Regions from separate parts of the Homo sapiens genome. Here region 2 is linked to region 1. The links are chromatin loops, found by intact Hi-C in ENCODE. Cell type or tissue: CD14-positive monocyte. All regions are shown on one strand.

Evidence for each region. A loop is a pair of places that touch in the nucleus more often than their neighbours do. Peaks named below come from ENCODE experiments on the same cell type or tissue, not always from the same donor. Only the 100,000 strongest peaks of a DNase experiment are listed, where the experiment ranks them.
Region 2: a loop joins it to region 1, with 7 times the contacts of the local background. A loop is called at or near these places in 57 of 110 quality-filtered maps.

What each region holds. Positions count from the first base shown.
Region 1 is chr9:21,102,941-21,107,940 of GRCh38, reverse strand. It overlaps the pseudogene IFNWP4. Among named protein-coding and RNA genes, the nearest start is that of IFNB1, 27 kb to the right of the region's middle. In CD14-positive monocyte, no CTCF peak of the experiment used is centred here; DNase peaks (open chromatin) are centred at 2,920 and 3,290; H3K4me3 peaks cover 1,180 bases; H3K27ac peaks cover 1,352 bases.
Region 2 is chr9:20,883,009-20,888,008 of GRCh38, reverse strand. FOCAD (focadhesin) reads right to left here. Exons shown (of 44, transcript NM_001375567.1): 21 at 2,779-2,900. Among named protein-coding and RNA genes, the nearest start is that of SNORA30B, 99 kb to the right of the region's middle. In CD14-positive monocyte, CTCF peaks have their summits at 2,624 and 2,829 (motif pointing left); a DNase peak (open chromatin) is centred at 2,808.

The sequences.
Region 1 (5,000 bases):
GAGACAAGTAATGTCGATTTATTACAAAAATAGTTTTGACCTCGTGGAGCCTCTTAAAATGTCTTGGGGACCCTTATGGTCATATGGACCACATTTTGAGAACTTTTGGTCTAACAAATATCTTTGTTAGTGCTCTGGTAAAGCACTCTTCAGCTTTACATGCCAAAGTAATTTTCCTTGCCTCTCAAGTCCAGCATCTTTAACATAAAGCTGTCACTGGGCCCTTTTCCATTTCCCCAGCATCATTACATGACACTTCACCATTTACCAGTCCAGTCTACCCACTCCAGTCTTTTTCACTTCTTTCAATTTTCCTGGCCCTTTCCAGCTACGGGGCCACTCTCTATGCAGTTTTTGTTTTTGTTTTGCCCTAGGAAATTTTGCCCTCCACAAGATACTTAACAAACTCCTACTTATCCTTCAAGTCTCTGACTTCATATTACTTCCCTGGGGAAGGTAGAAGGCAACCTAAATGAGCTGTCCGTGACATTCACTGCCATAGCCTCTTTTACTTCTCCTGTGTAGCCCAGATGCCAAATGTAAATTCCATACTAGATTATAACTTCTTCAATGGCTGTGTCCTTTGCTGTAATGTGAATTCCATAAGGGCAAGGATTATGCATCTCATACTCAAGATCTGTCACCAAGGCCAAAGCATGACTGTAACAAAAATTTTTATATTTTGCGTGCAGAATTCAGATTTGAGAAAAAGTTCTCTTTAAAAAGAGGAGAAAAGTCTTACAATAAACTTAATGAGTTTTTTAAAGTAGTATTTCTATTAACGAGGAAAATGTAAATATATGCTTATATAAACAATACAGCATATAAATACAAATACCATCAAAAATAAATAGACAAGTTAATAAAAATACATATTTTATAACCTGAGTTTCAACCACAAGATACCAGTGGCATTTCTTCCAATTCTAAAATTAGTTATATACAGACACATTTAACATTACTGATAAGAATATGCCAAAAATGGTTCAAGTTATTTTACCACTGAAGGCAAAAAGAACAGTTATAGAAATGACTGAACAGAGTGTGAGCTAGGACATTAGTCATTGAGAATTGGGTTTCCTGAATTTTCTTAATATATTTTATTTACACTCAGACAACCTCCCAGGTACAGTTCCTGAATTTCCTCTCTTTCAAGAAGAAATGTACTCCCTGGAAGTACCTCTTTATGGCCAGTGTAGGGCCCTCAATTTCCAGGGCAGACTCTTGCTTCCCATCCTCTATACCAAGCAGGTCTCCAGGTCTTCCAGCTGCTGATGAAATCCAGTCTGGAGTTTGTCCAGGAAGGCCCTATTCCAAGCATCAGACAAGCCCTTGTGTAAAAGAGGCTGAAGATCTGCTGGTGCATCTTATGGAGGGCAGAAATCACCTGAGCTTTCCAGACAGGAAAGAAGGAAGATTGTCCCCACTTGGCCCAGAACTTTCCCAAGCGAAGTCTTAGAGGCAGGTCGCAGAAAAGGGAATAGATGTGTCAGGAGATCATCACCAATGCCACCAGCAAGGAGACCATTGGTAAGTTCCAAAAGAAGCTCTTCTGGTTAAGATGGAATATTGGGAGCTTTGCCCCAGCTTCTCTGAGGACCTTCTGCTCATGAGCCCCTTAAATATTCAGCACACGATTTCATTTTCTGAATTTTCCTCAGATCTTTTCACTTCCCCACTTTGAACTTTTTCGTCTCTTCAAGGGCCTGGGAGACAACTCCGTCTATCTTCTTACAATTGAGTTAAAATTACTCACTAAAAAATTAAAAGTTCTAATTCCATGGGATGCTTATCACCTCAACAAAAATTGACTTTGAACTAATGATAGAGCTGTCTGGGTCTTCCTGATGTTCAGGACAACTTTTAAGAAAGCTTTACCAGGCTCCTTTTAAAAGATCTTTTCTATCCCTCTAGATTTCCCTCCTGAAAGTGTTGATATATTAGATCATGTATGTAAGATACATTCTTTTATTTTTTTTTTTTTTTTTTGAGATGGAGTCTCGCTGTCTCCCAGGTTGGAGTGCAGTGGCGCGATCTCGGCTCACTGCAAGCTCCGCCTCCCGGGCAAGCTTCGCCTCCCGGGTTCACGCCATTCTCCTGCCTCAGTCTCCCGAGTAGCTGGGACTACAGGCGCCCGCCGCCACGCCCAGCTAACTTTTTGTATTTTTAGTAGAGACGGGGTTTCACCATGTTAGCCAGGATAGTCTCGATTTCCTGACCTCGTGATCCGCCCGCCTCGGCCTCCCAAAGTGCTGGGACTACAGGCGTGAGCCAACGCGCCCCGCCAGAAGATACATTCTTCTTGTGCATAAATCTCATCTTATTCTTTGCTACATCCTCAAATACCAGGAACTTAGAAGTTTTCTTGCTTAATTTCTGTGTTTTTAATGAATAGGGTCCTTGGATTTCTTTAACCCGTTGGAACTTTCACCTGGCTCAAGATTGGTTCAAGGGACAATGAGCTAGAACAGAAGTTGTTCATCCTTATTACCATTGTATGAGTTGGTTGGACAATGGCCTCTGGCTTCTAATCCCATAGCATTATATTAAAGTTCACCATTATTATCTAGCTTTCCTGAAGTATCCTCTCACCTCACTGGTTTTCCACATATATAGTGGACTTTGCACTCAAGACTAGACTATGAGCATCTAGCTTAATATTTCAGACATCCACATTTCCACAATTGTAAACTTTTCTCAATCACTTCCTGAAAGTAAAATACATATGAGCAAGCTTCACCAGGACGCTTCGGACAATATTGTGTTAGGGGCACAATTTGAGAATTGGGGGCAAGCTTGCTGTACATACAAGCCTAAACTGTTTTATCTCTCAGGTTTCCTCCTTTGAACTCAAACATACCTAAGCAGAATATGTATATGAATATCCCACTATGGTCAGTAGTGACTTCCTTTTTTTCCTTGTGTACAATAAGTCTGCTAACCCCTTCTCTTCAAAAGGGGGAAGAAAAAGTAATTCACACACAAAGCCACCAAAAGTAAATAGGAAATGACAGAAAGTGATTGAGAAATTCTCGATCTAAATGAAAATGTCAGCTGCAGACAGGTCCAGCAGTGGGGGAAACTGGCTGTTTAAAGCAGGTTGTTACCTATAGGGCTAGTTTTCAGCTTTGCAAAATCAGGGAATTTATTTATTTAGTTAGCTGTGTATTTACTTTTTTTCACTATACACAGTGATTATCAGACTGCAAACAGTTAGCCACACCAACCACACTCCAAAGAGACTGGGTCATACACTGCGTGGCCATTTAATTCATGTTTGAGAGGTCAACTTTCCCATGAGCTAATAGGTGTTAGTCATTTGGAAGGGGCACTCTCTCCATTTACATGCTCATGTTCACAGTAAGAGGTGAAATTACAATAACAACGTTTATCAATGACCTGAGAATTAAAGGAAGAAAAGCAGATCTTTCCCAGGAAATTTCCACTCAATTTCCATAGTTGGGGTTGCATTCATTTTCTCCATTGTGGGAATGGCTAACACGTGCCAAGTGCTTATTTTATTCAGGCATTGTACTAAATACATAATATCATCCAATTCAATTTCTTTCATCAATGTTTCATAGTTTTATTGTAGATATCATTCACTTATGGTTAAATTTATTTTTAGGTATTTTATTTTATCTTATTTGTGTCTCTTGTTAATGGTATTACTTTCTTGGTTTCTTCTTCAGATTGTTTGCTGTTGGCATATGGAAATGCTACTGATTTTTAAAATTTTTTAAATTTTGGGGGGTACATAGTAGGTGTATCTATTTATAGAGTACATGAGCTACTTTAATACAGGTATGCAATGCATAATAATCACATCCTGGTAAATGAGATATCCATCCCCTCAAGCATGTATCCTTTGTGTTACAAAGAATCCAATTATACTATTTTAGTTATTCTAAAATGTACAATTAAATTATTATTGACTATATTCACCCCTTTGTGCTATCAAATACTAGGACTTCTTCATTCTTTCTAACTACTTTTTGTACCCATTAACCATTCCTACTTGTCCCCCAGTCCCCCATTACCCTTCCTAGCCTCTGGTAACCATCCTTCTATTTCTATATCCATGAGTTCAATTGTTTTAATTTTAAGCTCCCACAAAATAAGTGAGAACATGTGAAGGTTGTCTTTCACTTTACATAATACCTCCAGTTACATCCATGTAGTGACAAATGACAGAATCTCATTATTCTTTATGGCTGAATAGCACTCCATTGTGTATATATACCATATTTGCCTCATGCATTCATCTGTTGATGGGCAGTCAGGTTGCATTCAAATCTTGGCTATTGCAAATAGTGCTGCAACAAACATGGGAGTGCAGCTATCCCTTTGATATACTGATTCCCTTTCTTTTGGGTGCCTACCCAGCAGCGGGATTACTGGGTTATCCCACTCTATTTTTAGTTTTTTGCGGAACCTCCAAACTGTTTTCCATAGTGGTTGTACTAGTTTACATTTGCACCAACAGTGTACAAGAGTTTCCTTTTCTACATGTCTTACCAACATTTGTTATTGCCTGTCTTTTGGATAAAAGCCATTTTCAAGAAATGCTGATTTTTGTAAGTTCATTTTGTATCCTGCAACTTTACCAAATTTGTTTATCAGTCCTAATAGTATTTTTGGTGAAATATTTAGCTTTTTCTGGAAAAGGATAATTTGTCTTCTTCCCTGCCAATCTGGATGCCTTTTGTTTCTTTGTCTTGTCTAATTTCTCTGGCTGGGACTTCTAGTACAATGTTGAATAAAAGCGATGAAAGTGGTTGGGCTCTATGGCTCATGCCTGTAATCCTGGCACTCTGGGGAGCCAAGAGGGGTGGATCACCTGAAGTCAGGAGTTAGAGACCAGCCTGGCCAACATGGCAAAACCCTGTCTCTACTAAAAGTACAAAAATTTAGCCAGGCATGGTGGTGGGCACGTGTAACTCCAGCTACTTGGGAGGCTGAGGCAGGAGAATTGCTCGAACCCGGGAGGCGGAGGTTGC
Region 2 (5,000 bases), 220 kb after region 1:
AGCAAACACTTCAGGAAGAAAACAGATACATACAAAATAAACACATGAAAAGATGCTTCAACATCATTAGTTATTAAGGAAACACAAATTAAAACCACAAAGGGAAACTAATACTACTCATCTACAAGAATAGCTAAATTTTTTTAATTGACTATATCAAGCACTGACAAGAAGGCAGAGCAACTGAAACTCTCATACCTTGCAGATGGGCATTCAAAATAAGACAGCCACTAGGAAAACAGTTTGATAGTTTCCTATAAAGTTATATATGAATTTACCACATGACGTTGCACTCTCACTCCTAGGTATTTGTTTACTGAAAAGAAACAGAAAAATGAATGTTCACACAGGGATCTGTATGAGAATGTTTATAGAAACTTTAGTCTTAATCATTGAAAACAGAAAAAACCCGAAGGTCCATCAACTGGTGAATTAATAAACAAACTGCAATTCTCAAGAAATACTTGGAAATATGGCTGGGCACAGTGGCTCATGCCTGTAATCCCAGCACTTTGGGAGGCCGAGGCAAGTGGATCACCTGAGGTCAGGAGTTCGAGATCAGCCTGGCCAACATGGTAAAACTCCATCTCTACTAAAAATACAAAAATTAGCTGGGCGTGGTGGCGCATGCCTGTAATCCCAGCTACTCGGGAGGCTGAGGCAGGAGAATCCCTTGAACCCAGGAGGCAGAGGTTGCAGTGAGCCGAGATTGCACCATTGCACTCCAGCCTGGACAGCAGAGTGAGACTTCATCTCAAAAAAAAAAAGAGAAAGAAAAAGGAAAGAAAGAAGAAATACTTGGAAATAAAAAAGACTCAGGATAAAGTAATGGGAGGATCAAAAGCAGGGTTTGAAGAAATTTCATCTGGAAAAATCCCAAATTGATTGCAACAAAAGAAAGACAAGATGCAAGGAGATGATTTAAGAGAGCTTAGAGTAATCTTGGAAAAATCCAAATGTATTTCTAGAATCTTCTCTGATTAACCTGGGAGAGAAGATGACAGTTCAAGGACTATGGAGCCTCACTGCCTGGGTTCAATTTCCAGGCTCCTCTACTTGTTAGCTATGTGACCTTGACACATTAACAGCACCTACCTCACAGTGTTGAAAGTATCTAAATCGATTATTAGCTGTTATTATTGCAATTATTTTTATTAACCAGCTCTGAAAGTTCATATTATTTCTTGTCACATAGTTTGAGAAACTTCATGGGTCCCCCAGCCTTTGTGTTTTAAGCAAATGAACTACATATACTGAGCAGAATATGGAATCCAGTCTAAAATCCTACTATACATTTGGCAGAATTCTGTCCAATACGCCTTCTAATTGACCCCTAAAACAATGATGTTATTTTCTTTTCCCTTTGAAATTTTCTAGACTCTCTACAGCACAAGCAACAAGTATCTTAACCCAAAGATTTTCTGTGCTTATATCTCGGACACACCTCATAACTTCTGATGCCACTGCCAAAAGTTATCAGATGTCTTCTGCCATCCCCTGCACTAATGCTTTTTCTTGTTTCTGTTCTGATGGTGACTTTTTATTATAAATCAGCTTTTCAGTAAGACTTTAGACTTCAGTTTTCCTTCAAATATCTAAGTGCACAGCTTAAAACACAAAAAGGTACCACGTTTCTCCCTTCTCTATGCCAACTAATGAGATGCCAGGGACAAAAAAAACATAGAAATCACCTATGTCTGAAATTAAACCTTCCTCCTAGAAAAGCGTTGCTCTTCCCAGATCCTTCTTCTCTTTTTAGTTGAATGAAGACACTATATTAGGCAAAAAAAAAGCTTCTGAAACAAGTATTTACACAATTTTAATTCTAACTAAATATATGAAAGGAAAATGGATGGCAAAGGACAAAGATGGGTCTTGAAAAACCCTCTGAATTTTGCTGTGCTATGAAACTGGTGGCAATTGGTGTGATACAGAATAAAAGTGAATCAAATTAATTACAACCAAATGTATAAATTAGGCATCAAAATAAGATGTTATAGAAAGATATTTTAGAAATGCTAATTATTTTTACATCAAGTTCATTAAATCTTTACAATTCATATATTTTTACTTATAACTGATATATAACCTACTATGTCTGAACTATATAAATCTCTTTGCTGTGACATTTTGTTTTGTTATTCATTCATACATTTTAATTTGTATACATCATATGAGTAAGTGTGATAAAATATTTAAAAACAATAAAAATACATTTCCCAAGGACTTTCCAGCTTCCCTCTTCCCCTGGTTTTGCCATAATCTGCAATAATCAGATTTCATATAAATCATCTAATAGAATCACAGAACTTTATTTTTAAAAGGTAGCTGAAAGGAAAAGTAAAATAAACATTAAAACCAAGGGTTATTTTTCTAAAATGCTTTTATTTACTTTTAATTCCAAACACTCACAAAATACAAACACTGGTCCCCTACATAATTGCAAAGGATTAGAATTAAGATATAGGCAGTAGCATTTCTTTAAACAATAAATTGATATTTATTCTGAATAATGACAGTTAAGCATTGATGAAGTAAAGCAAATTCCTAGACATTACTCCCTAATAAATACGCTGGGCAGTGGGGGAAAACATGGCAGTTTCTTTCAGAAATACATTGAAATATTTGAGTATTCAGTTGGGTCAACTATTTTGGTGGCCTTTAAAAGCAACTTACATTAATTATGATCAAAAAAATTATTTCTAAACAAACAACTTCTTAAACATATCATGAAGGGAGAAAACACTAAAACATAAAGAAGAGGACACGGGAACCTACCTCATGTACAAGAGCAAGTGAAGTCTGCTTGAAACTTCGCCCTCTGCTGGCCATCAGTCTGTTCAATGGTTTTCCATCTTTACTCTGATACATGGAAACATCATAGCAAAATAACATACCACCTTTAAAAAAAATTATATAGACTTTATTTTATTTTTATTTTTATTTTTTTAAGACAGAATCTCACTCTGTTGCCCAGGCTGGAGTGCAGTGGTGCAATCTCAGCTCACTGCAACCTCCGCCGCCTGGGTTCAAGGGATTCTTCTGCCTCAGCCTCCTGAGTAGCTGGGACTACAAGCGTGTGCCACCATGCCCGGCTAATTTTTTAAGTTTAGTGGAGACAGGGTTTCACCATATTGGCCAGGCTGGTCTCTAACTGCTGACCTCATGATCCGCCTGCCTCATCCTCCCAAAGCGCTGGGATTACAGGTGTGAGCCACCGCGCCCAGCTTACAAAGACATTTCTTATGGAAAAACTTTACTAATTAGATTCTCAGTAACTGATAATCAATCTGGATAGAGATATTTATAACTAAAAGCTAACTTGTTAAGCAAATTATGATTTTTGACCATTTATATATAAGGAATAAAAAAACACAAGAGATTTAAAAAGCTAATATTTAAAATACTATTGGGACAGGCACGGTGGCTCACACCTGTAATCCCAGCACTTTGGGAGGCCAAGGTAGGCAGATCACTTGAGGTCAGGAGTTTGAGACCAGCCAGGTCAACATGGTGAAACCCCATCTCTACTAAAAACGCAAAAATTAGCCAGGCATGGTGGCGAACACCTGAAATCCCAGCTACTCGGGAGGCTGAAGCAGGAGAACCACTTGAACTAGCAGTGGAGGTTGCAGTGAACTGAGATTGTGCCACTGTACTCCAGCCTGGGCAACCAAGAGAAACTCTGTCTCAAAATATAAACGTAATATAATATAGTATATTACTTATTGACTCATAGCTTTTTAGTTAAGATCACATGTAAAATATTATTTACAATTTACTTATGAGTAAATAAGTATAAGTATAAATAAATGAACAAATTTGCAAGTCTTGACTTTGTGAACTGTTTAGTTCTAGAGATTCTATTAAGTTTTTTAAAAATTTCAATTAAAGAGAAATACTTGCACATATTAATCTTCATGAACACATGATAACATGGGTCCCTTTAGTTTATACTCAAAAGTGGACAAGCTTTCCCTCATTCCTGTATTCACATACACTCACTCTCCCTCTTCTCCCTGCCCTTTCCACAACGGTCAGTTAAGCTCTCAGCTGAACCTCCAGCTTATTTATGTTTTTTATTGCACTGAGTTTTATTATCTTTATTATTTCTTCCCTGATCCTTTAAGTTTGATTTGCTGTTCTTTTCCAAGCTTCTTGAGTTGGAAGTTTAAATACTGATTATTTTCCTTTCTTTTCTAAAATATACATTGAAAGTGTGAATTTCCCTAGAGGGGAAACAGTGTTTAAAAATACTATTTTAGCTGCAACCTACAGGTTGTTATATGGCTTATCTTCATTATCATTCACTTCAAACTATCTTCTCATTTCCATTTTGATTCTTTTCTCTGATCCATCCATTACTTATAAGTATACTGTTCAATTTTCAGCCAACTGGAGATATCATGGTAATCATTTTTGTTATTTATTTCTAGCTTAATCCCATTGTCATCAGAGGACAAACTCTAAGTGACTTCAATATCTTGAAATTTATTGAAGTTTGTGGTCCAGCGTATGGTCATTTTGGTAAATTTTCCATGTACAGTTAAAAGATATATAAATTCTATCACTATAAGGTACAATGTTCTACATGTCTATACAGTAGTTTGTTCATAGATTGTTCAGATATTTTGTGATCTTATAGATTTTCTTGTCTCCTTGCTCTGCCAGCTACTGAAAAAGATATTTTAAAGTTTCCATTATTATTGTGGGTTTGTCTATTTCCTCTTTTAGTTCTACTCATTTTTGTCATATATTTTGAAAGTATGTTATTTCATGTAGGCCAGTTAGAATTGATATTTTCCAAAGAGAGTGACTTCTTTATCTCCAGGAATCATTCCCTTCATTTCCAGCTTCTTCCTTTGTCCTGTGTCTAGTGCAGTATATGAAAGAACCACAGAAGTACTAAATGGTGTTATTGTCAATCAAAGAGTAGTTTTCCTCTCTCCTCTGTTAGGCAGACTGGGTGAAGGACTGATTACCTCAACCTAATCAGGAAT